Linked DNA regions of Homo sapiens: region 1 is linked to region 2. Evidence: read pairs that join two places in POLR2A ChIA-PET (ENCODE). Cell type or tissue: A673. All regions are shown on one strand. Each heading gives the region's core, and the rest is flanking DNA. Links, peaks and the distances in the headings are about the cores only. Region 1 has its middle 15 kb from the start of CDH8. Region 2 overlaps CDH8 (cadherin 8).

Region 1 (16,850 bases), core at 4,701-9,700, 99 kb before region 2:
TGTGTCTGTAAACATCCTGAAAATAAGTACAGTTTTTGTAAAAGAAATATATGGAATAGAAAAGAAAGATGCCTGGTGTCATATGTTAGTTTCATTCTCTTTATGGCCCTAAAACCTGACTCATAACAGTCAAGCAAACAAATGGATTTCTTGACTCCTGCCTAACTTTCATGTACATAATACATAAATAATGCAAAAGGGTGACTTCTAGGCTGGTTTGATTTCTCTTTCACTCATTTCCCAGTGCCTTCTCAGAATTCTAAAAGCATTATCTTTGCTTTATGAAAATAAAACCATGTTTAATTGAGTTTTCAACACAGATAAAAGCTTATCTGTATAATTGAATTTTCAAGGTTGGTAGAAGCTTATCTGTTTTAAAAGCTGGAACCCATATAGTGCTTAATATATCTGGTCACTATTCTAATGCATTATTTTAATCATTAGTATAAGTCCATGAGTTCAGTTTTATTATTGTTCCCATTTTAAAGAGGAGTCATAACAAATAAGTTAGTAAGATCATGCATCAAGTAAGAAGTGTAGCCTGGACTTGAACCCAGGCAGTAATGCGTGAGCATCTGTGCCTCTAGCCACTATTCTAAAGAAAGAAACACATGGTAGGAGAATCAACAGAATGAATCTTTACAATGTCTCTACTCTATGAATTCACACGATTAAGGTAAGGTTCTTAAAAAGCTGTCTAGCACTGCCTATGCATACCTTCTGTAAAAGTAAAAGAGGAGTGTGAGTATGTTGATGTGTGGGTGAAGGTGTTTGACCGTGCAGATCCACTAAAGGTAAAAACAAAGCAAACACCTATCTGGCATTACCTTTGTTATCTCATTTGATTCCCACCACACATCTACGATGTAGACATCATTATTCCCAGCATGGAGGAGAAGAAATTGAACTCAGTGTGGACAGGTTGATTTTTACCAAGTGAAAGAATTAGTATGTGATAGAGCCAGGATTAAGTATAGGTTTGTCTACAGAGAAGAAGAAACAGTAGTATGAAAGCATTGAACAAAAAACCCCAACAGATTTGCTGGAAATAGATGTAGATTCAGGGATGGTTTTCCTGAAGAAAGAGTGCTTGCACTGAGATCTAAAGAATGAGTAAAATTAATCCAGAATGGGGAGTTTCAGGCGGAGAGAAGAACATGAGCAGAGTCTGGATTGCATGAGGACTAGTGCCAAGGCCAGTATTCCCCAGCACAGAGAAGAAGTAGCAGTTTCCTGCAAGATGAGGAGAGGTATTCCCCATTCAGGATCTTGTAGGAGATGACAAAGGTGTCAATCTGCATACTAAGAGGAAAGGGCAACCTCAGCGTGGTTCTAAAGAATGTCATGAGCAGCGAGGGCGAGGGCTGAGAGGAACAGCTATGCAATTACATGAGCCAATTTCCGTTTCCGAAAGCTGATTTTTACAGATTTATGTAGACCAGTTCGGGAGCTTGTAATAATGTCGCCAAGAGATGGTGAAGACTTAGAATAGGGCAATGTCAGGGGTGATGCAAATGGATACATTTGAGAACTATTAACGTGCTAAAAATCAGGTGAACTTTTACTGAAAGACTGCATGAGTAGTTAGAGAGAATGATGGATGCAGCCTTGAATTCTGATTGGGGGGACCTCAGCATCCCTCATTAAGAGAAGAAGAATGGATTAGAACTGCTCACCTGGCAGGAAGTGTGGATGGGGGGATTCCAAAGGGATTCAAGCAATGCACATTTACTCACATCCAAACATTTGTGACTCTACTATTGAAACATAAGAGTTCTTCATATTCCTGGGGCATATGCCTGTTTTGTAATGGTATTCTGAATAATACTTGAACTATTTTTGCAAAGAATGCACAATTTCTTTTTTAAACTTTTTTTTTTATGTTCAGGGGTACATGTGCAGGTTTGTTAGATAGGTAAACTCATGTCATGGGGGTTTGTTGTACAGGTTATTTTATCACCCAGGTACTAAGCCTAGTACACATTAATTGTTTTTCTGATCCTCTCTCTCCTCCCACCTTCCACCTTTTGATAGGCCTCAGTGTTATATATCCATGTGTTCTCATCATTTAGCTCCCACTTGTGAGTAAGAACATACGGTATTTGGTTTTCCGTTCCTGCATTAGTTTGCTAAGGCCTCCAGCTTCCTCCATCTTCCTGCAAAGAACATGATCTTATTCATTTTCATGGCTGCATCATATTCCATTGTGTATATGTACCACATTTTCTTTATCCAGTCTACTATCGATAGACATTTAGGTTGATTCCATGTCTTTGCTATTGTGAATAGTAAGGATGCATAATTTCTATTTAGACAATGTCTTCCCTATGTCCCTCTCTTTGGTTCTAGTTTACTATTCAATCAATTAGCCTCAGAAAAAATATATCAGCAAATATGAGCAATTAATCAAATAAATAGAAATTATATTATTTATATCAAATAGATATTATAGATGTTATATTATATATTGCATATAATATCTATTGCATAATATATATGTTTAAACTTTTTTCATTAAGATCATAAACACTAGGAGATGTTCATTAACACTGGGAAAATTGGCATTAGATGACTAATTTTACATTGGGCACTGTAATGACAGTACTTAGAAGATTTAGGTGGCAGAATGGTTTAGTCAAAATTATGTGGACTTTCTAAATAATAATAGGTCAAGCCAAATTCCAGGATTTAGTCTATGTTTTCTTGAGAAAGTTATTAAGTCTTTCTGATGATCTATTCCTCATTTCAAAAATTGAGGTCATATAACCTATCTTACAGTTTTGAACAGATGATAAAATAGGTAATACACATTTAAATGCCAGGTATCAGGAGACACTCAAAAAGTGCTGATATCCAACTCACTGTAGCAAATATAAACATAAGTGATACAAAACCACTTGACTTTTCAATGAACTAATGAAAAGGGTCATTTTAGGACACACATAAAATGAAAGATCTCTGATCTGGGAGTCAGGAATCCTGAATTTGAATTTTGGCTGTTAGCTGTTATGCATCCTCACTGAGCAAAAATCACAGGCACAAGACTTTTGTGCCTGGGCCAGTTAAGAGCCAGCATTTCCAAATACCGTGTGTGATCCTGAGCAAGTTGCTTGAACAGCACAGATCTCAGGTTGTAAAACAAATCAGTAGGCCAGGACTGCAGTGGTCTTATGCCTGCAATTCCAGCACTTTGGGAGCCCGAGGCAGGCAGATCACTTGAAGTCAGGAGTTTGAGACCAGCCTGGCCAACATGGCAAAACCCTGTCTCTGCCAAAAAAAAAAAAAAAAAATTAGCCGGTGTGGTGGCGCATGCCTGTAGTCTCAGCTACTCAAGAGGCTGAGGCAGGAGAATTGCTTGAACCTGAGAGGCAGAGGTTTCAGTGAGCCGAGATTGCGCCACTGCGCTCCAGCCTGGGCGACAGAGTGAGACCCTGTCTCAAAATAATAATAATAATAATAATAATAATAATAATAATAATAATAAAAGATTAATGACCACAATTATCTTGAAATGTCCTTCTAGGTCTGAAATGGTATGATTACTAACACCTAATGTTTAAAAATATTTAATAATGGATCTTGCCTTATTTTTTTCCTGAAAATTGATTTTAAGATGGTAAATAATGAAAGTAGTTGAGAGGAAGTATGAGAAAAGTCAGCTCCTCCAGTTTCAATTGTCATTTGAATCCTAAGTCAGAGACAGATTTTTCATGAGAAAGAGTTAACTTGGAAGAGCGTGTGGTATGTGTGCATCTTTAAAAAAACCAGATCTTTCCTATTCTCAATGAAAAAAACATGTACGTCCAGTCGATGGCTGTCAGCTACTGTCAGGCGATTTGTTTATGGCTCATTGTCCCTTTTACCTTTGTAGCATCATGCATTTTAATTAGGAGTGCTTACAAACCTAGTGACCTCTCTACCTGCCACATGGAAATGAATTTTAGCATGTTGCAGAAAACAGTTATCCTAGGTGAAAAGAGCCAAACATCTCAGAAAATTGACTGATATACATAAAATGAGTTAAAAAACCCAGGGGATTAAAATGAAAGAACCAATTTGCATTGAGCCAATATAATAGATATCCCAAGGTCAGTGGCTCAATTTCCATATGCAATATTGATTAAAGTCACCATTGTTACCGTTTAAGAGTCTTCCTGTGTGCCTGCTATAATGCACTCATGTTATGTTACAAATGTGGACATTTAGATTTCAAGAGGTAATGATATCTCACCTAAAAAACAAACAAACAAACAAAAAAATAAAATAATCCAAGTCCCACTATAACTTTACTTGATGAAGTTTACTCTTCAACAAATTGTACATTGAGTTCTATTCGGGGGGCCACACCATCTATTTGAGGAGGAAAATCTCTCTGAATGCAATTAAAAAAAGAAATAAACTAAGGGAGAAAGGGAAAAACAGAGTGATACAAAAAAGAGATAGAACCTAAAGAAAAATAGTTCTGCTAAAATAGTTGAACAAAAGAAAGAAAGAAAGAGAAAAAAAAGAAAGGGAAAGAAGCAGGAAAGCAAGGAAGGAAAGAAGACGAAACAAAGCACAAATTAAACTATTTGCAGAAAAGCCGTGAGCCAAAATGAGAGTATCAGAAATGGGATTTTTGTGTGACAATGCAGAATGGAAAAGAAGGAGCAAAGGGATTTGCTTGTATGCATGTTAAAATCTAACTCTTTCCCTTAAGGAGTGCGTATTAGTGTCTCTTTTGATCAGTAAGTCAATGTTTCAACTGTGTTATCACTGTCTTCCTTGTGGCTTTTAATAATCATTCTTGAAATAGAAGTGTCTTTGCAGACATATTGGGAGATGCTCTTCTCACTTGACTGATTATTTAATCCACCCTGAAGCTGTCTGTCTGTCTGCAGGACAAGGAGTTCACGCAGATTGAAAGCCAGGAAAAGCCAAGAATGGGGCTGACATCTTAGAGCAAATTAACTTACATAATGGCCCTGTCAATCCACTCTCTCTTCACTTTCCATTGTCTTGGTTTATACTAAATTTGATCAGCGTCTCTTCGGGTTTGCTTTTTTCCCCACCCATCAGTTGGTTATCTCTGTTATTCCAGTTTCGCTGAACTCCTACTAAGTGCTAGGCTTATATGAGTGCCACAAGGAATATAAGGAGCATTTTTACCCCAAAAAGAAGTAGACAGGTAAGGTCATGCAAACAGGTGGCTGTGACTGCAACAGCTAAGGAGGCAGACTAGGGAACAAATGAGAAGGATTTTCTGAATGTTGTAGACCTGTGATACATTAGGTCTGAGGGGGTAATTCCCCATGAATTGAGGAAATCAGGACGTTTTCATGGAGGACGTGAATTAGCAGGATTCCTAATGATGAGACCAATGAAGTTGGCCATTTCAAGCTGAAGGAAGCATGCAAGCTTATTTGGCAAAGGAAGTTAATCTAATTGTCAAATTCTGAATGATTTTTGGTGGCTGTCTTAAGTGCTGCCCTGAGATAAATCTTAAAAATGCTTCCATACTAAGTCACAATCAATTAGAAGGGTCTGCTCTGGTTACAGCATGGCAAGAGGTATCTGCAATAACTGCCATAGACAAAAAAATTTAAAGAAAAATCTAGTAAACCAAAGCACTAAGTTCAGAGTGAGTGGAGAGAAAGTTTCACACAGAGGTTATGAGAGATTGGTTAGTAAAAGGAAGTTGGAGGCAGATTATAAAGGCTGTGGACATCAGGCTGAGGAAATTATACACTGTGAGGAAATTATCCACTCATATCTTCTCTATTCACTATACTATGTGTGAAAATCTAGTGGGACAAACTTTGTTTGACTTAAGCTATAGGTATACCATCCACACAATTTAAACTCTGTCAGTCACTTATCATTTCCCATATGTTCACAATCCTTCAAGACATTTTATTTTCTTTATTGCATATTGCCTTGTGTGTAGTTAATACTTCGTTAAAATCATAGATGCTCCCTGTTTTCCCAGATCGCTTGCTAGGTGTGACAGGACAGATAACAGACATCTGGAAAATACTGCAGAGTGCTCTAAGTGCAGTAGTCATGGTGGAGAGTTTGTGGATGGGCAGAGATTGCAAATAATTCTTATAGCAGTTGTCTCATCAGCTGACTGGACCTTGGAGGTCAAGCAAGATGTCCATATGCATAAACTGCAAGGGAAAGTAAACAAGAAATTCTAGGTTAAAGCAATGAGCAACGATGATGGAGGAAGGCAAGAGCAATGGGCACTGTTGCATGTCTGCCTGGCAATACCTGGAGTCTCATGTTGCAGTGGAGTCGTATACTTCAAATTGTAGACAGAATCTACTGATGCCTCTGACTCCCATCACCCTGGTGCACTTGCTAAATGTGCATGAGCTGTTTGCCAAGCACTAAAGAAGGCTGTGTTAAAACACTATAAAGATAACAATAATTTATACAATTCAGAGTGCCTGTTCTGGAGGTACAAACGATATCATAGGCACAGAGATAGCAAGTCCAAAATGTGCATTCACATAAAAAGCATGTTCTTATAATGCTTCAGCTTAGTTCAGGCCCTCCTATTTTCCCACCTGGACTACTGCAGTATAACGTAATTGTTAAAAGTAAGATTTCTGAAGGCACTCTAACTGTGTGATCATGAGCAGGTTACCTAACTTCCCTTTAGCTCACACTTCTGATCTACAAAAGACAATAAGAATACCTGTATCATAAGTACCTGTATCCTAAGGTATTCTTATTATAGGTATAGGTATGAGGTACCTATGTATGTGTAGTCAATGGCTTAAAGCACTTATAAAAGTTCTATTTTATGTTTGCTGTTTTTTGTTAGTATTGCAATTACCTCTTAAATCGTATTCCTGCCTTCCATTGTCCCTTATAACATCTACACTTCACCCAACCTCTAGGGCTATATATTTTTAACAGCTATCACGGAGGTGATATATATATACACCTCCTGGATATTTTTCAACACGAAAGAGGCCTGGTAGACTAATGTCCAAGTTTCTCAGCCTGGAAGATGAGAACCTCATGAGTTGGCTAATTTAACTTTCTTGGCACGTGATCTTCCAACTTCTTATACTCTCCCATGTATTCTACACTCCAGCCACACCCGACTATGTGTCAGAGAAGTTAAATGACACAAGGTTAGAAGGTTACAAGGTTATTCAGAGAGGTATTTCCAAGGATCTTCTCGGACTCCTATGCCTTCGCTGTTACCATCAATCCATTCTGTACAGGACTTGAGAGCTGCTGTTGAACCAAGATCATGTGTTCACAATGTCTGTCTCTGCCACTTGACTGAGATTTTGAGGGCATCTTGTCTCATTCATTTCCCAATTAGCTGCACCTGATACTAAGTAGAAACCAAAATGAGATTTAATACATACTTGATAAAAGTGAGTAGTCAGGTAGATGTAGTCATAGATACACTATCTATACATTAATAAGACACTGAACTTCTAGTGGGTTAATCAAACAAATAAACACTATTACTACCAAGTATTCATATAATGCTTTTGCTTATAAGGAGAAATGTTCATGGTGAAATTTTCAAAGAGAATGGCAAGCCAGACAAGTATGTCTGCTGATGAGGGAGATTTTGGCTCCCGCACATATAACGTGGTACCCACTCTCTCTGTCTATGTGTAATATCGTTATGGAAGATGACAGATACAATATGTCTTAGTTTAGTGTTGCTACAAAGGAATATATCTGAGGCTGGGCAATTTATAGAGGAAAAAGGTTTATCTGGCTCAAATTCTGACAGCTGGAAAGTTCGAGATTGGGCATCTGCATCTGGTGAGAGCCTCAGGCTGCATCCACTTATAGTAAAAGTGATAGAGGAGATAGAAAGAAATTATTTAGGCAGATAGTGAAGGTAAAGAAGTCCTCAGCAGAGCTTCCCTTCTAACAAAAACAGCCACCAAAATAATTTCTTTTCTAACAAAGAGCAGCCTGAAAAACTGAGCTGCAAACAAATAAGGAAGCCAGAAGCTTGCATGGGGGAATGCCGGCAGCGGCGCCAATAGAAAAGGGTTACCTGGGGGCCTGGTATGTCCAACATGGAGGCTCCATCTTCCTTTTTTTTTGTTACCACATGTACAGTAATAAAGAAATGGGCAACATGGCACAGCTCAGGCAGAGAACCTGCCTGTATAAACGATTAGGGTGGGATTACCAGAGATTCACACCGTAGGCATATGACACACCTGGTCCAACCAGTTTTTTACACCTTATGTAGATCAGACACCACCTCCTCACCAGCTCATTTATAAAACCCCCTGCATTTCACCATGGACCTGGCAACCCATTTTTCTGGGACCCTTCTCTGCAGGGAGCTATTCTCTTTCTTTCCCCTGCTAAACTTCTGCTCTTTTTTTGTTTGTTTGTTTGTTTGAGGTGGAGTCTCACTCTGTCGCCCAGGCTGGAGTGCAGTGGTGCATCTCCAGTCACTGCAAGCTCCACTTCCTGGGTACATGCCATTCTCCTGCCTCAGCCTCCTGCATAGCTGGGATTACACGTCCCTGCCACCACACCTGGCTAACTTTTTGTATTTTTTTTTAGTAAAGACGGGGTTTCACCATGTTAGCCAGGATGGTCTCAATCTCCTGACCTCATGATCCACCCGCCTCAGCCTCCCAAAGTGCTGGGATTACAGGCGTGAGCCACCGTGCCCGGCCTAAACTTGCACTCTTAACCTCACTCTTTGTGTGTCCACGTCCTTGTTCTCCATGGCCTTGAGACAACAAACCTTGGGTGTTACTCCAGGCAATGAGACTGCTTCAAAAGGTGAAGGGGAGGTGAGGAGCTGATGTGTGCAGGGATCACATGGCAAGAGAGGAAACAAGAGACAGTGGGGAGCTGCCAGGCTCTTTTTATCAACCCGCAGTAGTAGGGGAACAAACAGAGAGAGAACTCACCCTGGAAGAAGTGTTAATCTATTCATGAGGGATGCATCTCCAGGACCTAAACACCCCCCACTGGGCTACACCTCCAACACCGGGGATCAGATTTCAACCAAACATCCAAACCACAGCACAACATTAGACCCAAAATTTCTGACAAACAGGAAAAATTTTTCTTTCTTGCTTTTGACTTCACCTGTTAACATAAATGACTGTAACATTGTGTGTGTGTGTATGTGTGTGCGTGTATTTAGGGTTAGCAGTTTTGCCACATAGATTTCATATTATTGGAATTTTCCTAAAATCCAGTGAGAGAGGTGAGACAAGGGTAATTTCTTCCCGATTACTGATGAAGAACCCCAGGTTCAGAGAGTTAAATGCAATCTTTTACTGAGAGTTAGCGGAGGTGTGACCACAGAAAAAGGAAAAAGGAGAGGTGAAAGCACTGTATACATATAAAAGTGACATTGACAAAAGACTGCTGTAATAAATTAGCATTCCCATCTTGACTGATCCAACCAGCAGGAACAAATTCACAGGGCAAGTAGAAAGGAAAATGGGGAGGGTTCTGTTACAATTTGTCAAATAGTGACTACCAGAAACTCATCTCTAAAAGAGAAACAAATCAAAGCGAAAAAAGAACAATTGCTATTTTACTTTTTAAAAGTCCTATCTCTAGCGACAGGACCCAGAATACATCCTAGATTTTCTGACTCCAAACTGGTACATTTCCAAAATTGTATATTTCACATCTGGCAATGATAAAAGATGTGCATCGTTTACAATTGTGAATATCCCCACAGAAGCACCCCAAATTCCAAGGCCCTGAATACATCATGCAAAACCAATGATCAAAAAGGGACCCAGTGTTTAGTACTGTGTGCGTAGCACCCTCCACACCCTCTCTCTGTTCACTTTTCTTTGTAAAGTGTTTTTTTTTTTCCTTACTCAGTACAGTGTTAGTAATTCAAACAAAAGAAAAACATAAATGATTCTTCAGTATTAAGTCTTGGGGGATTTAAGCGATTTATATTCTCTTTCTTCGGCAATATTTGCTATAAAGCTACTGAAGGTACTATTTAGAGAAAGTAGATATTTTGTCACAAAATCACCTTCTAATCCTCAGAGCATTTCCTTGATATCTATCAGCTGTTCATAAAGACATTCACACTTTATGAGCAATATTTTGACTTCCCTTTGCAATGGCAAGGAGAAAAAATAAAAATAAACTTTTATTGAAGAGGACCACAATGTCTCCCCAAATGAAATTGGGTGATAAACCAAATAAAATAGTCACAAAACTTGGAAGTAGGTTTTAGTTTGTTTTCACATACTCTGCTTCAAATGTGTACACTGGGAAGATTTATTTGATTTATTTTAACTCAGCCTTCTGTGAAAAAAAGAAACTACAGCAGAATTCCCATTAACCTATGTCCAGGATGTTAAGTGAAGATGATGATTATTGTTTTGAAATATTGTTGGTGGGGAGGAAGGCAGGCAGAGATACAATATTATAATTCTGTTTGTATCTGAATGGTAGCTGAAGACTAAAACCATTTCTGCAATGTCCACTGGAATAGGTTATACTGTTCCAATTCTTTGTAACTTCTAGACCTAACATTTATATTTTTGGAGATGATTTTACAGGAAATGAAAGTAATATGAAACATTCAATATTGAATGAAACTTTAAGCTCAGGAATACTACTTTAAATGTGTATACTTCCCAGTTTAAGTGGACAATTTACTTGATAATGTTATTTTGAAAGGACTTTTTTAAATATAACTATTTCTCCCCAAGCTACAGTCATATATACAGTGCTGTCTTTTTTTGTCTGTGCACCATCTGTGTGATAAAATATTTTAATCAACTTATTTCTCTAAAAACATAAAATAAACATTTGTTTTGAAAGAAAACTTTATATTCATGCCTAAAAACAAGAAAATTATTTTTACTTGCCATAAATACAAGGTAAACTTAGAAATGAATTGAATGAATGCAAAACAATGTTCTTCAATTCTAACAAGGTACTTGGAGTCCGCTTAAGGCTCTGAACCTGAGGCCAGCATTGGCCTTGTTAGAGAGATCAGCACTGGCAGGGAACTGAAATGTTCTCTCTTGACAAAAATCAGAGGGTTGAAGGAAAATTGGAAAGAAAGTAACTTTCCCACCTATTTATTTTCCACATCTCTGTCCCATCAGAAATCGCCATGGGGACTCACTACCTGCAGCATGACAAATGCTGAGGTCTTCTAAAAAGTTTGGTCTGAAGGGAAAACACAGGTAGAAATCCTACACTCGCCGCCTACCACGTGTGTGATTTAGGGAAGTCAATATCTCTTTCTGAGTCTTACATCCTTCATCTAAAAAATGGAATTAATAACATCTGTATCTCCTAACAATTGAGTAGATTAAATAGAACAGCATTCTGAAAAACTCAAACATATAGTGGTTGCTCAACTAATTCTAGTTACCATCACCCCCAAACACATTTTCTTTTGGTTTTATCTACTCTACAAACATGAAGACAGCATCGGTTCCAAGCCTCTATCCTCAGCCATTGTTTTACATCTTCTTCCTCCACATGATAATCGTATCTTGTGTAATTCATTCAGTCCTCCATTTTGCTAGAAACTTCTGAGGCTTTTTTGTTTATGAGGAAGAAGATCACATCCAATATTCTGACAGTCTCCCCAAATATATCTGCCTGTTTCCTTGAGAATGCTACTGACAAAATAATGAATAAATAATAGATAGATAAAGCTAATCATAATCAAATCCAGGTTAGCTACCTCTGGGTAGGGGTAAATGGAAAGATTTTGAAAGCAAAAAGATTCTGTAAATGAGACTTTGAAACCATACCATTTGTGTATAAGATCATGGGGGAAAAAATAAGTTCCTCTTCTTAAGACAAAAACAGCTTTAAAGTCCCATTAGACTTTTTAAAAAAGGCTTCTTGAACATCAAATATCTTTTGCAAAACACTTCATTGATTTAAGTGTAAATTAATCAGAAATGCATGGATCCTATTTCCCTTAAAATACACATGGATTTTTACATCCAGATGCAAAAAGCTTTTCCTGTTTTCCATCACTTCAAAATTTAAAAGAGTGCTTTAGGTGCTCAAGACTGACTCAAAAGTGTTAAGCCTTGTCCTTGATCCTTGCAAAGCATAAGAAGTGGTAACTTTGACATGAGATTTCTTTAGTCCTCTATATGAATACTAAAGGAATGTGCTTTCTTAGAATTGCTAACAGAAAACAAGTAATTATTAAGCAATGTGACCTTGGTAATCTTTCTAGGCTATACTATGGCACTGCAGAAAAAAAAAACAATGTCTTCAAAAATCTCAGATTTGTTTTCCAACTTCAACTCTGACCAAATGTCTCTGGTTTTCTCATCTAAAAAATGGGGGTACAGGACAGGACCTATTTATCTTGGAGCTTGCTGTGGGATAGATATAAGATGATAAATCAACGAAAATGTATGAGCATCTCTTCTGTGCTACTGAGGATTCAAAGATAAATGAATAAAATACTTCTCTCTGGTCTTAAAGGAAACTCCTAGCTCTGGAGGAAGAAGGCACTCTGGGAATCTATTTTAGCGCTCTATCTTTGGAATGAGATGACCATTGTGAGTCTAAGGCAATGGAGGCAGTATACTCTGCCTGAGGGATCATTTACATCCTGAATGAGAAATTGCTCTGTAAACACTGAGGTACTAAATTATGAGGCACTAAGAAACAGATGGATTCTCACTGATTCTTGGTGTCATTATAATTATTATTGCTACTAGTATTACCATTATGCAAATCATCATTTGGAATTTGAATTGTTCCCCTGTGTTCACTCTTAATCTTCACTGTTTTATTTTTGCTCCAGAAGATTGAGTTTTCTGGTTTTGTTTTTTTTCACTTTATTTTGCCATCCTCTTTACTCCTTCTTTCTTTTCCAGAGAAATCTGTTTTTCTCATTGAGCTCCCCACACCAATCTGCTGGGCCATCTGATTTTTCTTAACTCCAAATCTGGATCTATTTCTAGCTAACTGCTGACAATAGTGCCATAGTTATCCTTGCAGTCATATTCATTGGTTTGTTATCTTAAATAATATAATTTCTGAACATTGACTACATATGAGGCTTTGGGCTAGATCTGGGATACACAGATATGGATATACACAGATATGGATAATCGACTCTGCTTTCATGGAGTTCGAAATCAATCTAGTGAGGGCGGAAGATAAATAAACATAAAGTTATAGGACAGTGTATCGAGACTGATGCTGTAGATATGCGCAAGGCATAGTAGGACTTACAAGTGAGGAAGCATGGATGTAAGTGAAAACTTAATAGTACATGTCATATTTATGATCCATCTAGAAGATAAGATGGCCACTATTCATAAGGAGGTAGCCTAAGAGAGGAAAAGTCATTTCTCTATGCTCGGGGTCTGTTCAATAAGCTGATCCCAACTGAATCCCCAGATTATGGAGCCAAGCTTCCTGGCAAGTCCAAGGAGTTGGAGTAAAGGGGTTGAGCCCCTTTATAATCACCAGCAGCACCATAACCATGCATATCCAAAGAGCCCTAAAATCTATGCCAAAAAACAGTGTTCTTGCTAGTTCTTGGACAAGCCAGACCCTCTTCTTCAGCTCCAACCAAGGCATTTCCATCCAGATTTTTCCTTTGAGACCTTCCCATGTATAAGGCTGGTTAAGACCCAGTCTCCAAGATCCACAGCTTCCAGGTAACTGAATAGGTAAAAAAAATCTCAACAGAGTTCATCAATGGGGAAATGGATATGAGGAAGATCCATTGTTCAGAGGGTACTTCTCATCTGTAGCCCTGGACTGGTCAAGAACACACCCACCAGATGTTCTGAATGCTAGCATGAAGATCAGTGGCCAGATTTTTCCTCCATCTGTAAGTTTGAGTGGTTTCCAGACTGCAAACTGGTATCAGAGCCTGTTTCCCTGTAAAAACAGAAGACCTCTCCTCCCACAAGGATCTTGGCCCTAACACTTTCCTTTCTCTCATTTATGCCTCAGGATTCCCTTATTTCTTCTTTAGGTCATTAAATACAAAATATTAACCCATATTTATTTACTAGACTATGAAACTGAAGCAATCCCTCTTCTAACATTAGCTGCCTTTAGTCTCATATTAATGAAAAGGAATAGAGAGAGAAACAATCAAAACAAACAAACAAACAAACAAACAAACAAAAAAACAATTTTGGCTGGGCACCGTGGCTCACACCTGTAATCCCAGCACTTTGGGAGTGGCCAAGACAGGCGGATCACGAGGTCAAGAGATCAAGACCATCCAGGCCAACATGGTGAAACCACGTCTGTACTAAAAATACAAAAATTAGCTGGACGTGGTGGCGCGTGCCTGTAGTCCCAGCTACTCGGGAGGTGGAGATAGGAGAATGGCTTGAACCCAGGAGGTGGAGGTTGCATTGAGCCAAGATTGTGCCACTGCACTCAAGCCTGGCAACAGAGCGAGACTCCATCTCAAAAAAAAAAAAAAAAAGAAAAAAAATACAAAACACAATTTTATTCCCCAGGAAAATATGCTGTTACATGTGCAAGGAATTAACTGTTTAGAACACGATGATTTGGAGGATGAAAGGAGGGTTTGCCTGGAGCCCTGAAAATACTGGAGAACGGTGGAACATTTAAAGGGCTAATTGAGAGTGGAATGAATGCCTGAATGCCCAGTAGCCACAAGACAGAATGGTACTCTAAGAGGAGTGGCCAAGCTGTAGGTATCACAGAAGGACCTATTCTCTAACCATCTGCTCTTCTTAGGTAAGTATCAATGGGCTCACTTGAGAGGAAACCAACATGTATATCAAAAACTAGACATTTGTCTTTCATTGCATCCTTTAATACAACAACCTGTGAGTTAAATATCTTATACACAAAGGCGAATGAGACTCAAAGAGATTATCAACATGGTTAACCAGCTGGTTCAACTTACAGAGTGTATTAGTCCATTCTCATGCTGCTAATAAAAACATACCTGAGACTGGGTAATTTATAGAGGAAAGAGCTTTAATTGACTCACAGCTTGGCATGGCTGGGGAGGCTTCAGGAAGCTTATAATCATCGTGAAAGGGGAAATCAACATGTCCTTCACAAGGCAGCAGCAAGGAGAAGTGCCAAGCAAATGGGGAAAAAGCTCCTCATAAAACCATCAGATCTCATGGGAACTCTCATTATCATGAGAAGAGCATGAGGGTAAACACCCCCATGATTCAATTATCTCCCACTGGGTCCCTCTCAGGACATGTGGGGATTATGGGAACTAAAACTTAAGATAAGATTTGGGTGGGGACACAGCCAAACCATATCACAGAGCTAGTAATGTGTTCAGCCAGAACTTGAAATCAGATCTATATGACTCCAAATGCCTTGCTCTTCCTTGCAGGTTTTACTCTCCCACCAACAAATAAAGGAGTTAACCATTTTCAAAGTCTTGAGAAAAATAAAGTAGTTTGGCTGGTGCATACATGACAAATAGGTTGTATTATAAAGTGATATGGGAGAGATAAGCAGAAGTCTAATTGGGATTTAGAGAAGCAAAATACATTTCCCTTCACAGTTTCTTCATCTGACAAATCAGGGAGTTATTAGAGACAATGAATGGGACAACATATGTAAATCAGTCTCTATAGTGCCTGGCAAGATATTAAGCCCTCGATGTTAAGAATACCAATTACAACTGCTAGTGCCATTTATTATCATTTTCTATTCCAGAAAAGTGATTATGTGCCTTATGTAATTTGGGGGCAGAAAACAATCCAGTGAAAAATAAGGTGTTCCCTGCTTGGACACAATGAGATTGTTTTGGGGAAGAAAGCCAGAATACTATTATGCAAAATGGAGAAATGAGAAAAAATTCATTAGGTTTCCTAATTTGGACAAGTCATGTACTTCGGCTTTTCTCTGCTTTGGGATAATGTAGGAGTCAGTCTTACATACCTCCATTTTAAATGAGTTATGGTTTCTGTTTGGGTTTCTTATCAGAAAAGACCAGTGAAAGTTTCAGTACATTAGAGCATATGAGAGCACTTTTTGTTTTTCTTATGTTGTGGTCTTCCTCTGATTTCCTAATAATCTTCGCTTCAAAAATCTACAGCACATGTGATCTGCTTGGAAAAAAGCTTTGGGGCTACCTTAGTGAGCTAGACTCTAGGGTACTAAAATAATTCAACCAAGACAAGACATATTATTAGACTGAACAGAGACTAGGTGATGAGAGCCAAGGTAATCTCACCAGAAACTAGATCAGAAAGTAGATCTTCTCTAGACAACATTAATTTGGATCAGAGTACCTGAACTACATTTTGTTTTGTTTTCTCTAGTCTTTTAACTTTACATGTTGAAGACTACTCAGGTTATTAGCTTAATAATTTTTCCCATGTGCAGGGACATGTGCCATGCCTACATCCTTTAAAGACCAATGACCTGTGCTCTGGTTTTCTTTTGTTCAAGAGCTCGCTCTGTAACCTTAGGCTCAGAAGTCAAAAGCCTTACCCAGCTTTTTTTCTGTAAAATGAAGAGATTGAACTAGACGATTTCTAAGGGCCCTTTGGGCTCTAAAAGCATGTAACTGTATAAAATTGAAGTAATAATATATCGTCTTCTCACCTCACAAGATTATGGCAAGGATCACATAGGAGAGCTGATGTGCTTGAACATACATAAAGGGATATACAAACCTAAATAGCAATAGCAGAACTGTGACTTAACCTTGGACTCTAGCAGTAAGGAGGTTAACAAGACTTTAGATGTCATTTGGTTTCATTATTTCCAAATGGTCTCCAGAATGATGCTTGTAATGTTGAATCAAATTACCTTTTTTGCTTTCTAAAAAAAATACACATTATTTTGGAGAGTTTAATTTAATTGGTTAGCCATGGAATCTGGGATCTATATTTACAAAATCACTTGCA
Region 2 (16,850 bases), core at 5,957-10,956:
AGAGTTTCTACTTTTTGCTAGGCATTGTTCTAGGTATAGAGGCACAGAGGTGCACAAGACTGATCTTACCTAACATTTTTCTTTTAATGTGAAACAAATGAACAACTCACCTTCTAATGGAAGAGAGCTACAGTTGTGGGTGTGCTATTTATTAGGCTGGGTTAGGAGATAAAGAGTAGTAAACAGAAGATTCTTCCGTGAAGAGGAAACAGGAGAGCAGAGACTGGAATGAAAGCCTATGAAGCTCTTTCCCTGAGACAAGAAGCAGCTGGGCAGATCTAAGGAAAAAGAAGAGAACAAGGAAGCATGACCACAGTGTGGGAGACAGAAAAGAGAGAGGACAAGGAAAGAGAGAAGCAGGTAGAACTCATCAGCCATGGACAGGGATTTGCCGGAGAAGTGTTTGACAGGGATTCGCTGCTGCTGGAGATGTTCAGTGGGCGAATGATGTGATCCAATTCATGTTCTTTTTTTTTTTGAGACTATGTCTCACTCTGTTGCCCAGGCTGGAGAGCAGTGGTGCGATATCAGCTCACTGCAACCTCTGCCTCCCGGGTTCAAGCGATTCTTCCGCCTCAACCTCCCAAGCAGCTGGGACTACATGTGCGTGCCTCCACACCTGGCTAATTTTGTATTTTTAGTAGAGACAGGGTTTCACCATATTGGCCAGGCTGGTCTCAAACTCCTGACCTCGAGTAATCCACCCGCCTTGGCTTCCTAAAGTGCTGGAATTACAGGCATGAGCCACCGTGCCCAGCCCCAATTCCTGTTCTTATAGAGATCCTTCTGTCTTCTTTAAGGGGCGGGGTGACCTGTAGGGAGACAGGAGGAGAAGCAGGGAGCCCATCTGAGATGCTACTCTGATTTTCATAGAACTTTCATAACTTTATTGAATGCAAATCCTCAGAGAATGCAGACAAGGGAAAGTGGGCAACATGAGGTGAACAATCTTGAAGCTAGCAGCGAGAGGTCTGGCAATATATTTTTTTAAAAGGATGAAGTATACTCTTCAGTTTGCCCACGAAGATCCAGCCAGTCAAGACTGATTGGTAGTGGAAGGCAAAGGAAGAAAGAAAGGGCGAGAGGGAGGAAGGAGGGCAACAGGTAAGCAAACTGAATGAAAAAGGGGGAACAGCTCTGAATTAGCAATAATTCATCCATTTGCTCAGTTATTTATACTGCAGTTCTTTCAACATCAAGAGTCTTTTTGGGCACCAGCTTATGGGCTCAATATTCCCCGCTTTATTACTAAGAAAAAATAGTTAAACACTTTTACCGAGTGATGGCAATGTGACAGACTTTGTGCTGAGGACAGAATATATGTATACTCTCTCTGTGTTTGTGTGTGTATTTTACATATGTATGTGTATACACACACACATATATGTATATATGTATGTGTATACACACACACATGTATATATGTATGTGTATACACACACACATGTATATATGTGTGTATACACACACACGTATATATGTGTGTATACACACACACGTATATATGTGTGTATACACACACACGTATATATGTATGTGTATACACACACACATGTATATATGTGTGTATACACACACACATGTATATATGTATGTGTATACACACACATATGTATATATGTATGTGTATACACACACACATATGTATATATGTATGTGTATACACACACACATATGTATATATGTATGTGTATACACACACACATATATGTATATATGTATGTGTATACACACACACATACATACATATATGTTGTGTGTGTGTGTGTATGTGTGTATATATATATATATATATATATATATATATACACACACACACACATACACCACATACAGAGAAAGATTTGTTAAGGTATAATGACCATATCCTCCCTCTGTGTGTGTGTATATATATTTACATATAAACACATATACACATATATATGCACACATATATACATATATGTATATATATATACACACACACATACAGAGAGAGAGAGATTTGTTAAGGTATAATGACCATATCCTCCCTGTCTCTGTGTGTGTGTATATATAGATATATAGATATCATACATATGTGTGTGTATATATATGTGTATATACACAGACACACATACAGAGAGAAAGATTTGTTGAGGTGTAATAAACATTTCCTCCCTCTGTCTCTTTCTGTGTATGTGTGTGTATATATGTATGCGTATATATATATATACACACACACACATCTCTCTATATACATACATATATATATACACACACACACACACAGAGAGAGAGAGAGAGAGAGGGAGGATAAGGCAGGGCTGGCTTTTGCGAGTAACCAGTAGAGTCCCACAGGTGTCTGTTACCCCAAGGGGCCCTATGCTTTGATGAATCCTCTGCTGTCATTGTCTCGAGATTCTTAATTTTTCAAAAGTGAAGTTCTATGGGACAAAGAAGCATTCACGTAAGCAAAAGAGAGATGTGGAAGAAAGGAAAACACCCTTTATATTTAGTATGTTAAATGATGTCTTTTTTTCTTTTTTTCACATTTGTGTTTTGTACTGGGCACCACAAGGTCTATAGTTAATTCTGCAGCCAGGCAGGTGAATAAGTATAGTAGAGCCTGGCCTTTCCTATGTGAGAGGTGCCCACAGATAGGAATAGAATGGAAGTATTTAAGTTAGATGAAGGTGAGAGATGGAGATGGGGGAGAAGGTGTGTTAAAGAAGAATTTCAAGAAAAAGTGAGAATCAAGTTGATTTTTGAAGGAAAATCAGAAGTTGGCCAAATGAGAGAAAGGATTTCAGGCAGAGAGGACAAGCAACATGTGTGAATGTGAAAAGTTATGATCGGGCTGTGTGTAGCTGGGAATTTTGTACGGTCTCTAAGGCAGTTGTCCAGGGAATGGCCTGGGGGTTATACTGATGGAGATGGAGCTAGAAAGAAATGGTCAGGGTCAGATCAGGGAGAGCCTCCTGTGTCATACTCTTGAGTAGAGAAGGAAATTGTCTCTGAAATACTACTCTTAGTAGATAATCTTAGTAGATAATCTCAGATGTGGAGAATGTTTTCAAGAGTGTGACAATTGTAATTATTGAGTATTATATGACACTCCTGATACAAATAGTTTCATATGCATTATTTTACTTCATAAAATAATTCTGAAGATTATGATCAATCTCTATCATGGATGAAGAAACTGAGGATCAAATCTGTGATTCTCCAGCCAGGAGGCTTTAGAGAAATTTGACTCCAGAGCCCACCCTTCTAACCTTTATATTTTTGCTTCCCTGTGGAATCATAGATAAAGAGCAATGGTATACAAAAGGCTTTGACAAATTGACAAGGGTTGACCTAAATTATAAGGATGATAGAATTTTATTATGTTGCTGTTATGGATGAATGTGACAATATTGCTTTCTTATATTGATGTAGTTCTGCTTTGTTTAGCTGCTTTCCCACATATCATCATACTCGTACAGGTACATTCAACTTTCAAATAGATCAAAGAACAATCATGACTTCAAGGCTGCATGCTTGCTTTTCTTTTGACTGGAGAGCACTTCCAAGCATTCTTTTATTTAGCTCAACCCCAGATGGTCCACCTAGGCTATCATCAGCCTCAGGAATTTTCCCTGTCTCATGCAGGTTGGCTTGGCTTTCCAAGCTCTGTGCTTCTTGATTGCTAATCATCCACAGGGTTTGATCAATTTATCCCCCTCTCCCACAAGATATAGCTTTTTGAGGGCAAAAACTCTTTTATTTCCACATACTCTATTCAGTCCCTAGAATGGCCTGTAATATAGCCAATGCACATTTATATTGCAGCGTATGTTAACTATCAATTACCCAAGTAGAATTACCCATCTAATAGAGTCCCCAGTATTAACAGAACATTGTATTGAGTGGCTGTTCTAAAGCAGACCCTGCACTAGGTTCTTGGAATATAAAGATGAAGGGAAAGATGTGATAGAGATGAACCAGAGGAGGGAGAGGAAATGGCTTTCTGTACGGTGGTCAGCAGAGGCGGGATTACATTCAAGCTGTAAATTGAAGAGTGAGAAACCAGACATGAAAAAAATCACGTTGAAAATATTTCATGCATGAATAATATAACAAGTCCTAAGGATCTGTGTTATGGGAAAATTTGGCATACTCAGAAAACCTGTGTGGCTGGAACAGAGTCAATGAATGCGTGTGCATGTGTGAGCATATGTATGTTTGTGTTCATATATCTATATATGTTCATATATCTATATATATTTTAGTTGGTCTTTTCATTTCCATCCTATATCCTGCCCTCTTCTCTTTTGTACCTGAGCCGAATGGCTATTTAAATAGTTTGGAACCTCTTGAAGTCACATTAACTAGTGTTCTTTTTCATACAAACTGTGACTCTGACAGAAAGAGAGCGTTTCCAATGTGTTCCTTTTAAACTACACTTAGCTGCTGCTTGTGGCTCTTAAATCGACATTCTTTCTGGCTTCCTTGAAGGGAACAATCAGATAGACTGTAGGTGGTCTTGCTTAGACATTTGAAGCTTTATTCTTAGACAAATACTGCCAGGATATCCTTTGATTCCTGAGAGCAGCTAGAACCTTTCAAGGTGTGCGTGCATATGTGTGTGTATGTGTGTGTATCTGCATGTCTTAGGGGAGGAGGAAGGACTATTAACTTTGATCTCTTGAGTCTCTGATTGTGTAATTAAGAATCAATTGGCCAAAACCTAATTTTGAATATATAACCATTTCTACTAACTTGCTTCTGCTGAAATGATTTGCCAAGCAATATTACATTAACACCTAATCTACTCTGAAAATCAGTTGGAAATACTAAATTACCCAGGTACATCTAATGTTCTTAATGAAGCGTCTGCATTTTATTGAACACAAGGACTGACCTAGGAATATGGACTATTTTGACCACAAGGAGGATGAAAGTGGGTTGGAGAGAATGCAGGTAATCATGCAATGTTAGTTTTAAGGACCCTACAAACTAGACCACCTACATGAAGAACTTCAAGTCCATCCCTGAGGGTGCCGGGTAAAGAAAATCAATACCAATAAAAATACTATTGAAGTTGGAATGAGTTGCACAGAATTGAGCATTTTACCTCATTTTTATTCTTTTATTTTATTTCTGTTTTATACTTGAGAAGTAAAATAAATTCCTGCCAAGGAAATACAAACTTGTTAAGCAGCATCATAAAAATACTGTTCAGGGACTTGGTATTTTTATGGTAAAAATAGATACTGCTTTGTGTTTATGCATATTAGGCTTAATTTGCCCTCATAAAACAGAATTTGCATTACCTTGGGTATGCTGTTTGGAAATTAGATAACATTAAAGAATATAATAGAACACAATGTAAATTTACTCCCTTTCTTTCCTCTTTTTCAAGATGGATTATTTGGAGTTAGTGGTTATTTGAGTAAATTGTAGACATTTTCTTTGAGTTTACCTTAAGATAAGGTAAGGCTTGTGCTTTTTCAAAGGTTGTCTTGCCTCTTTTAGAACAAAACAAACACATAAATATCACTTCTGTTATGCAATGAACATTTTTAAAAAAGGAGATCAGAAGAGATTTTTAACTTCAGCGTGTAGATATTCTTAAAAAGTGAATGTATATGAGTGTTTCTATAGTGTGTGTATACAAATTTTTGACAACTAGTTTACAGGGTTGATACTCTTTGTCTTATTACTAAGTTATACATGGAAATTTAGAAAAAGTTAAACATATTTTAATATTTTCTTCCTTTTATTTGAACACTAATGTAGTTAAGTGATTGGATACAATTATTTGTAAGCTTAATAATTTTAATGTAAATAAAGGTATTTGAATTATTGTAATAAAGAACTCAGTTCTACCTGTTTGTTTAATTGTGGGATAGCTTTTATTTACATGCTATTGTACTCTCAGATGGCAACGGTGATAATGGAACTGTGTATTTGGGGGCACTTACTGATTAAGAATATCCCAGCAGTTAAACATTTGCCATGGAGAGAACCCAATAGTTTTGAATTTTCCAGAAGCCCTAGAAGATGCATCTTTACAAGATACTAGGCACTGTAATTGAGCTGGTTTGTATTTTTACAGACTATCAGAAACATCCTTCCTGCTAGGATTTCCCTGTTTAAAGTTATCCAGAGTTTTGTGTGACCACTTTTAAATGACCTTATGATAAACTCTTTCTTGTAAATGGTAATTAAAAAAAAGAAAGAAAAAATTAAGAAAGTAGATGAAGTTTATGTCTATGAGGTTTTAAGAGAAAAATTTCAGTCAAACTAAATTTAACAGAATTTAATTGACCAAAGCACGATTCAGAAATCAGGCAGCTCTCTGAACCAGAGGCTCAAAGAGACTCCTCTGCAGCCATGTAGTACAAGGTTTATGAACAGAAAAGGACGGTGGCATACAGAAAACAGAATTGATGTACACAAACAGCGGGATTGGCTACAGCTTGATGTTTGCTTTATTTGAACATGGTTTGAACAGCTGGCCCCTTTGGCCAAAACTCAATGATTGGCACAAGAGTAGGTTATGGTCTGTTTATACCTCCATTAGGTTATGGTTCATTATATATAGAGAAATCTTTAGGTTGACTTAAGTATGTAAGTAGGCAGCTTTAGGCTAACCTTGATTTAACAGAGGTACTAGGACATCTGAAGAGAAAACAGTAACCCATTTTGTTATATGAATATCAATAGTCTACAGTGGAGGATAGCATGTCGTTTATTAGGTGCAAATCCTTTTCTTACACATTTAGTAGGTCTATGGACTTGGTAATGCCATTTCCCTGACTCTGTTTCATTTCTACATCTGTGAAGTGGATCCAATACCCACTTTAGAAGGTTACTGCTGAAATACAATGAAATAATGGTGGTTCATTATGTCTTAGTTTTTCATATTATTGCTACAAAGCAGAGTTTATATTTACAGATGTGTTCATTATTGCTTAGATATTTCACTTCTCCCACAGTTAAAGATTGGGACTTAGGCTACTCTAATTTGAATTCAACAATTGAATAATTATATGAGCTTGGGCTGGTTTTTAAAAGTATTTTTGTTTTGCAAATTCATTTCCTGTATTTATCTTTCTTTCTTTCTTTCTTTTTTTTTTTTTTTTTGAGATGGAGTCTCGCTCTGTTGCCCAGGCTGGAGTACAGTGGCCCAATCTCGGCTCACTGCAAGCTCTGCCTCCGGGTTCACGCCATTCCCCTGCCTCAGCCTCCTGAGTAGCCGGGACTACAGGCACCCACCACCATGCCCAGCTAATTTTTTTGTATTTTTAGTAGAGACAGGGTTTCACCGTGTTAGTAAGGATGGCCTCAATCTCCTGACCTTGTGATCCACCCGCCTCGGCCTCCCAAAGTGCATTTCGAGTATTTATCATGAGTCAAATTTAATTGTAGGTTCTACGGATACAAAGATATTTAAAACCCAGTCCCAGTTTTTAATAGAGACCACACTATTAACATTATCATTGGCTCTGGGACTGGAATAATTGTTTTGATGTGAAACCCTCAATAGGTGAGAGGGTGAGAACCAAGTAACTGGGAAAGATGGACATCATATATAATGGGTTTTTCCTCCTCCTTTCTCCATGGTGGATAGATGAGAGCTGAACAACCAACTTCAAAATGTGTTTTAGCAAGATATGGGAAGCCCTGACATGAAAAGAGTTCAGCCTAGTGCATTACTCCCCTTGTTAACCTCTAAATCTGGCAATTATACATTGCAAACATGGTGTATTAAATGAGACGATTTTATGGAGTTGGTCAATACAACATTAAACAAAATGTAATCTCTTGGAAGCAGTTATTCAATGTTTAGTTCTGAGTCCTTTGATATTTGAAGGAGAAAGTCTCTATATAGTAGATAGCATGTTATTAAGGTATTTTATATATATATATATATATATATATATATATAAAGTTTTTTTTTTCTTTTTGAGACAGAGTCTCACTCTGTTGCCCAGGCTGGAGTACAGTGGCACAATCCCACAATCCCAGTTCACTGCAGCCTCGACCACTTGGGCTCAAGCGATTCTCCCGCCTCAGCCCCCCAAGTAGCTGCAACTACAGATATGTGCCACCATGCCTGGCTAGTTTTTGTATTTTTTTGTAGAGACAGGGTGTTGCCAAGTTGCCCAGGCTGGTCTCGAATTCCTGGGCTCAAGCAATCGTCCCACCTCTGCCTTCCAAAGTGCTGGGATTGCAGGCATGAGCCACCAGGACTGGCTCCAGTGTCTTTTTTTTTTTTGTAAGAAAAATTGGTCTCATACTCAGAAATTTTGGGAGACAAGAACTAGCATTATATATAGTTTTCTTTTTCACTGTATTTGTAATGTTCTCTTCATAATATGACATCAGTTTTCCCATTAATAACAATATGACAAGTTATTTTAAAATGTATTTCATGGTGAGCAAGAAATAAATTAATAGTGTTCCTGTACAGAAAAAATATCAAGTAGATGAAGAAGAATAGCAGAAGTATGAGAAATATGGAAAGCTCTGCTCCATGAAAATTATACATTCTTAATATGTCTTGTATTAATTTATATAGTTCTCTTTATTCCTCTACCCTTGAGCTCTGTCTTAGTCCATTCAGTTCAGGCTGCCTGGGAAGTCCAAGATCTGGGCACCAACACATTTGGTGTCTGGTTATGGGTTACTTTCTGGTTCATAGATGGCACCTTCTGACAAGTTCTCTCTGTGTCCCCACATGGTGGAAGGATTGAGAGTGGATCCTTTTATATTAGTGCACTAATCCCATTCAGGAGAGTGAGTCAGCCCACGTTACCTAATCACCTCCCAAAGGCCCTACCTCCTACCATCCTCACATGGGGATTTAAATTTCAACATAGGAATATTAGGGAGACATAAAAACACAGACAATAGCAGGATGCAAATGAAGATCCTCCTTGAATTGTTACCTAGGTATTCTAAGTCATCTCTTTGTATCCATTTGCTCTGATTCCCAATATGTGCTCTACACTTAATCATAGAGGGGATATAATTTGATTTGCATTTTGTGAAAATTATTCGAGACAGCACAACACATAAATTATTTTTTATTGCCCATAGGAGATAACATTCCGAGGATCCCTAATAAACATTGCATAATTTTGCCCCTGCTTGCTTATTCAACCTTCTGCAGATCATGCAACCTCTTCAACAGTATTTGCATTCCTCCAGCTCTAGCCTCTTTTAATTTTTGACTTTTGCATAGATTGTTTCCTCCATGGTTTTCATGATGTATTTCCTCTATTTTGAATTCACCTCCTCTGCCATTTCAGCAACCAGCCTGCTAACTCCCAGCCTTCTGAAAATCTTTTACATGTTTACTTCATTTGAGAAGCTCTCCCTGGCACTTCTCCATGAAGCCAAACCTCTTTATTCATTCTTACATGATGCCCAATACCTATCTTTTATAACACTTAGCAACACAAATGCCATAAGTAAAACCATAAGTCTGTCTCCCAAATCCAACTGTACATTATTATATTCTCAGCACCTAGCACAGTAAGGGAGCTCAAAATATATTTATTTTTGAATTAATTAATGAATGGAGTTCTTCTGTGGTATTCTTTAGCTGTGGTAGTGGTATTTTATTCCTATTTCACAAACCCATGGAAGAAATGATAGTTTATTTTGCTCATTATTTTGACTCCTATTAATAATGAGAATTATAATTTTCACAAATCTCAAAAAAGACGTTTTAACAGACAATTAGTCAACATCAGCTCTAAAGAGTTCAACTTTGGGAGCCACACAGATAAAGTAGAAGACATGGCCACTGTCTTCGATAATATTCAGTAACTTCTTGGGAGTTTGTTCCATTTCTCTCCACATCAAAGTTTTCTATTAGCTTATACAATGAATGAATTCCAGCAAAGTTGACAAATTCTTGTGAAGCAAATCCCGTTTCCCATTGATTTCATTATTAAATTTTAAATGTATTTCCTCTTGGTGAGGGATACCTGCAGTATTTTATTGTTTAATGTAGTGGCTCATGGGGAAATCATAACCCTTTCAATAAGTAAAGAGAAAAGGAGGAGAGAGAGGCATGAAGGAATTAACATCCTATAAAAGTGCTGTAGGTGAGGAAAGGATAATGGTAGTTTAGAAGCTGCTTCAGGCTTTTGACTTCAGTATAGTAAAATGTGAAATCCATTGCAATATGTAAAAAAAGGAATCCCAGTATTTTCACGCTAGTTGAATAACCTAGGACAGTTTTTTAAAAAAATTATTTGAGTTCTGTTTTGTCATATACAAAAAGAAGATCATATGGCATCTTTTTTTTTTTTTTTTTTGAGACGGAGTCTCACTCTGTTGCCCAGGCTGGAGTGCAGTGGCATGATCTCGGCTCACTGCAAGCTCTGCCTCCCAGGTTCATGCCATTCTCCTGCCTCAGCCTCCCAAGTAGCTGGGACTATAGGCGCCCGCCAGCACGCCCAGCTAATTTTTTTTGTATTTTTAGTAAAGACTGGGTTTTGCCTTGTTAGCCAGGATGGTCTCGATCTCCTGACCTCGTGATCCGCCTGCCTCAGCCTCCCAAAGTGCTGGGATTACAGGCATGAGCCACCATGCCCGGCCCATATGGCATCTTTTATACATGTATTGGGAAGATAAAATGAAATATATGTGTATTGTTCAGCATCATGTCTGGTAAAAAGAAAGTGCCCATTCAAATATACCTGCCATGATGATGATGATGATGATGATGATGATGATTACTAGTTATCCAAAGACTGGAATGTGGAGGTTTTTTTTAACTTTTATTTTAGGTTCGGGGGTAAGTGTACAGGTTTGTTACATAAGTAAACTTGTGTCATGGGGGGTTGTTGTATGGATTATTTCATCACTCAGGTATTAAGCCTGGTACCCAAGAGTTATCTTTTCTGTTCCTCTTCTTTCTCCTACCCTTCCCCCTCAAATAGACCCCAGTGCCTTTTGTTCCCTTCTTTATGTTCATGAATTCTCATCATTTAGCTTCCACTTATAAGTGAGAACATGCAATGTTTGAGTTTCTGTTCCTGCATTAGTTTGCAAAGGGTAATGGCCCCCGTCCCATCCATGTTCCCACAAAAGACATGATTTTGTTCTTTTTTTATGGCTGTATAGTGAATATGCGGTTTTAATGACATAAAAATATAAATAACAAGGAATTATATTTAAACTGGTTTTGGGGGGAAAATAAGAAATGAAGTAGATATTTTGTTATTCAATTATTTTCAAAGGAAAGTTAAGACAATGCAGTCTCATATCTTGACACCGTAGTTCTTTATATTGTAACTTTTGTCACAAAGCCATTAAGCAGAAGTCATAAGTGGGATAGACACCCAGTCGCATCCCTTCTGCTACTCTGCACTCAAATCATTTAATTTTTTTAAACATTGATTCACTCAACAATAAGTATTGAACTCTTATGCACATCCGGTAAATAGAGTAAAATCTAGTACCTACCAGCAATATTTCCCTGAAGTTGTCTTTCTTATGAAGAGCTGCTTCTCAGCTAAAAATATCCTACTCTCTGTCTTATCTCTTGCACCTTCTCTCAACAGAGAAGTCAGAGAGGAAGAAAAAAAAATTCATTTGAGATCAAAAAGGCTTGCCTTCTGTATTACAACCTGTATCACTTACCAGGGAGTATATTGTGTTCATCCTTTATAGACAGAAAGTGCTTTATCGATAATTTTGCTGTACAACCTCATTTGTAGGTCCCTGACTGTCTTGATTTCAGGATTATTCAGGCTATATATGCTGCAAGAAGCCAGGGAATAGCAACTGCCAGTGTGATGCAGTGGTTCATGAAGCTTAGGATTTTTTTTTTTTTTTAAGACAGGGTCTTGCTCTGCCACCCAGGCTGAATTGCAGTGGCAGGATCATGGCTCATTGCAGCCTCAACCACCCATGTTTAAGCAATCTTCCTACCTCAGCCCCCTGAGAGTTGGGACTACAGGCATGCACCACAATGCCTGGCTAATTTTTGTATTATTATTATTTAGTAGAGATGGGGTTTTGCCATGTTGCCCAGGTTGGTCTCGAACTCCTGGGATCAAGTGATCTGCCGCCTTGGCTTCCCAAAGTGCTGGGATTGCAGATGTGAGTCCCCATGTCCAGCCAAAATGTCTTAACTGTAACATTTTCCCAAGCATATCCTATAAGGTATTAATAGATGTCATGTTGTGTCCAGAGTTGGTTCCTTCCAGTGGGTTCTCGGTCTTGTTGACTTCAAGAATGAAGCTGCAGACCTTGGCGGAGTGTTACAGCTTTTAAAGGTGGTGTGGACCCAAAGAGTGAGCAGCAGCAAGATTTATTGTGAAGAGTGAAAGAACAAAGCTTCCACAGTGTGGAAGGGGACCCAAGCAGGTTGCTGCTGCTGGCTGGGGTGGCCAGCTTTTATTCTCTTATTTGTCCCCACCCACTTCCTGCTGATTGGTCCACTTTACAGAGTGCTGATTGGTCCATTTTACAGAGTGCTGATTGGTGCATTTACAATCCTTTAGCTAGCACAGAGTGCTGATTGGTGCATTTACAATCCTCTAGCTAGACAGAAAAGTTCTCCAAGTCCCCACTCCACCCAGGAAGTCCAGCTGCCTTCTACGCTCCCAACTCCAAAGAGTCAGGGGTTGTTAGAGAGTCCTTTCCCAGAAAGCCTGATACCCATGTCTTTAGTCTGGCGGCTGCGACAATGTGAAACAGAGATTCTCAATATCAACTACAAGACTCATGAGTTATTTAAATTGTAATATGTTTCTTCATTGCAAGAGTAATCAGAACTTTTTAAATTCTGACCTCTACTGTGTATCTCCAATTTAGAGATGTGAGATAAGATACACACGGTAGGTACTGTTTACAAAAATGCATTTAAACACTTTTGATATGTAAGATTACTTTTGAACATGTTCATTCTCTTCTCCACTTTCACCTCCATGGGATTAGTATACTTGTGTGACCCACTGATGTCGGGATGGGTTATGCGATTCGAAAGAAGAGTTTTACAGATTACTTTCTATTTTTGTCAAAAATATTAAGAATAAAAATTTTAAAAAGGAAGATTTCTTAAAAAGACACTGTTCCAACAATTAGAATATACTCTCGTCTTTAGCATTTTCTTGAGCGGGCTTAAAGCTACGGATTTAACATCTATTGTTGGGCTATTGTTTCTTTCAACAATGACTCCCTGGGTTTGTATTTGTAAAGAAGGTGTTGGGACTCTTCAACTGTCTGCTCTTCTCTGTTTTTCCTTGTTAAGTTCTTATCTCTTAAGCAAATATAGGCTTCACAGTTAACCTTTGAGTAGGGAAGCTCCCAGAGATGCACATTGCCTATGAATTTAGATAACCTTTGGGGGACAGCATATTTTCCACTTGGAGCCCTCATTGTATTCTGGTTACATATTGAAAGATATTTGGTGAATAATGAATGAGTAGTGTGTCTACTATTGGGGAGGCACTGTTCTAGATGATGTTAGATTTTGGCTGTGTTCTCAACTTCTTCCAACTTCATGATATATTTTTTAAAATATACCCGACAATGATTAGATCAGAACGAGCAGAGAAGCAGGAGATCAGAAATCCTCAGAAGCTAATTCTTATAGGCAGTTTTAAGTTAATGCTTTCATACATATTTTAATATCTGTCTCTTCCATTATGTTATTTTTTACAGAATCAGCTCCCTCCAAACACCTTCTTAGTTTTTCCCCAAATTTAGGGTCATACGTTTGTATGATTGATTGATTTTTGTGTGGTTTTCTCATTATTGTGCCAGTATCAAATGTGAGGCTCTTGGGTATTGGATAACTAGTCCAGGACAGAAATAGGGTCAGGGAAGATTTAATGGAGACTGTGAATGGCACGTTACTGGAAGACCTGTGCTCTTGACCACAGAGTTTGCCTGACTATCTCACTGTATGGATAAAAATTCCATCAGCTGAGCATGCCCTTGGGTTATTTTCATTTTCTCGAGCCATCCCTTATTTGAGAACAGAGCCCTAATAGCTCTGTAAGTTGACCAATAACAATTCAGTGTTGACATTTAAATATATATTAAAACCATTTAACATTTATTTTAATCTTAGACATAACTTGTAATACTCTAGAATAATGAATGAAGCTTTTTAAAGAATGAGTTAAAACAAACATGTAGAACAAGAAAAAAATCACATTCATATATTAAGTCTGAAAAGGAATGTGTTATTTCATTTAGAGGAAAAAATGTTTTTTACTTTCCCTCAGATTTACACTGTCTGAAACAAATTCTGCTCTATTTTACTTTCCACAGACTCACATATATAGGGGGAGAAAATTCAACCTAGAATGAGAACTCCTTGAAGGCAGGGACCATGTATTATTCATCATTCCTGTGTGTAACTTCTCTGGCAAATGATAGGAATGCAATACAGGTTTGATGAATCCATGTGACTGAAAAGAAGTTTAATCTATCCCTGAATGGTATAGGTACAAAAATATGTGCTTGGGGAATGTTCAACATTTTCTTTGACACATTTAATATAATTTTTAATTCAAACTGTTTTCATATAAAAATATTTTATTGCCTTGCAGAAAAATCATATTTGCCTCATGTCTTTGTAGTCATTGCAATAATAGTCATACTCAATCTTAAGTCAAATATACTTCAATTTAGAAATAATATTCATGTATAGAATTAAATAATGGGGTGAAGTTGTTTTGGTACTGTTTGTGACACTGTTTTTTGATCAGTCTTGAAATTCTTGGGCTTAGGAAGCAGAGATGTTTCAAACTCCTTATACTGACATCTACCTGGTAAATAGGAGAGTTGAACATTTACACAGGAAACAGATAACAGTTTTGCCAATCTTAGTTACCACACAGTTTGATTCTGTGTTCTACATGGAACATCAATCATTTCTCTTCTGCTCTATAAATTCTGCACCTAAGATTGTTCTGCATCACCCAAGAGAAGAAGAGAAGTATTGCTATTCAGTTTAGGAATTATTTATTAGGAGTCCAAATTGTGCAGAATAGAATCAACAGATAGCTTGATAGGCAGTGTCTACTTGGGCAAGTTGCTTTGTGGCATTGACCTTCAGAGTAACCCTGTTTCACCTAAATTGCATCTGTTTTCAGGATCAAGAGGGTTAATGTATGTGAGGGGAAAAGATGGAAGAAAACTTGTGTATTGAACATTTACTATGTACCAAAGCTGTGACCTATCAAACGCCAGTTTCCTAACCTATTAAATAAGCATGATTCTATTGCCTACCTCAAAGGAGAAAGTAAAAGCTTGAGCAAGCATCAACTGTTGAAGCTGGAACTCAAGTCCTATTGTGCCTGGCTCTGAAATTTATCTCCTTTAATTTTCCCTAAATTGCTTCTCCAAGAATACTTTACATCTAGGTGTAAAAACTAATGCTTTCTTTAGAATTCTGTTAGGCACCATGAAAGACACACAATCTTCAATTCTTGTGAGTTCCACTGTTTCTTGAAGACATAGTTTTTGCTTTACAGAAATAGAAAAGAGTTCCCAGTCTTGCTCAAACTTCCTGTGGGGTCTTTGACTATACAATTTTCTGAAGGATCTTAGGCCAGAAAAAGCAAAAGAACCACTAGAGGACACCTGGTGGTCTTCTCCAAAACAGCAGGGTAGATCTTTGGCCATGAGTGTGTTTCAGAGGTCCTCTGTGTGTGTGTGCATGCACATGTGTGTATGTTTTCCTGTGTGCAAGTGGGATATTAGGAGTGGGCAGGAGGCAGTAGAAACTTCAGAACAGGAAGGTGAACTCAAATTTTTGAGAATCCTTTGACAGATAGCAGTTTTGAAGATGCCAAAATCCATTCTGCCTGTGACTCATTAAAATAAAGAGAAATCACAAAGCATCCTTTGATTCAGCCACGTTTCTTTTCACATTTTACAGCCATTCATTCTACAGCCTTCCAAAGGATTTAGAAGAAAAATCGGAGGAAATAGTGAAAGAAACAAAACAAAACAAAAAAATCACGGTGCCTGAGAAAGCTGTTAGAAAGCCTAGTTCCCTGTAAACAGCTTGCCCCACTACCTTTTAGCAACATATTTCTCTTGATTCACACCAGCTGGTCGTTTCTAATTTCTCCTCAGTGTCTTGAAATAGCTATTTTCCTTGAAGCTAATCCCTCAGCCTTTGCTGATGACTCCCTGGGTTTGGATTTCCTAAAGAAGGTGTTAGCACTCCTCAACCGTCTGCTCTTCTCTGTTCTTCCTTGTCAAGTTCTTAACTCTTAAGCAAACTTAGACTTTGCAGCTAACCTTTGAGTAGGGATGCTCCCAGAGATCCACATTGCCTATGAGTTCAGGTAACCTTTGAGGGTAAGAAAGATGACATATCGGAGTGGATAAACTTGAATCTTTTTTTTTTTTTTTTTTTTAATCATGCATCTAGGCACAAAACGAAATTGGCCTTTTGGCAGGACTGATTGAGGCTTGAGTATCCTGCCAGCTACCATGTGTCTCTCTGAGCAGTAATAACCGTTTTTTAAGAAGCAGCTGACTTTGTGATCATTCCGATGCAAATTCTATTAACAAAGATAGAGTGCATTTCTCATTTACCATTGCATTTAATCTTCACAATGACCCTGTTGTATGGATAATCTCACGTCTTCTTTAGAAACAATTTTTAAAAGTCTCCAAAAGTTTAAGAATTTGCTAACATCACAGAGTTCTTAAGAATGAAACCTCAATTCAAACTCAGGAGTGTCAGACTCAAAAGCCAAATGTTCTCCTCACTAAAGTGCTGATGGTAAGGCCCTGACTATAATGGGCAACAATACTGGATCTTCCATTGCAGTAAATGTGATGAACTTGAGTTTTCTTTGAACCTGCTGTCTTAGATTTGGGCCATTTTTTTTTCTTTCCTTTATCAT

What was found. ChIA-PET counts read pairs that join two places held together with the same protein. Peaks named below come from ENCODE experiments on the same cell type or tissue, not always from the same donor. Only the 100,000 strongest peaks of a DNase experiment are listed, where the experiment ranks them.
Region 1: POLR2A ChIA-PET joins it to region 2 with 5 read pairs; 3 of 35 experiments call an interaction of 5 or more read pairs at or near these places.

What each region holds. Positions count from the first base shown.
Region 1 is chr16:62,043,035-62,059,884 of GRCh38, reverse strand. No RefSeq gene overlaps it. Among named protein-coding and RNA genes, the nearest start is that of CDH8, 15 kb to the right of the region's middle. RefSeq lists an enhancer at 14,815-15,316. In A673, for the core only: no CTCF peak of the experiment used is centred there; no DNase peak of the experiment used is centred there.
Region 2 is chr16:61,944,943-61,961,792 of GRCh38, reverse strand. All of the region lies in intron 2 of CDH8 (cadherin 8), which reads left to right. Among named protein-coding and RNA genes, the nearest start is that of CDH8-AS1, 35 kb to the right of the region's middle. RefSeq lists an enhancer at 4,117-4,995. In A673, for the core only: no CTCF peak of the experiment used is centred there; a DNase peak (open chromatin) is centred at 8,742.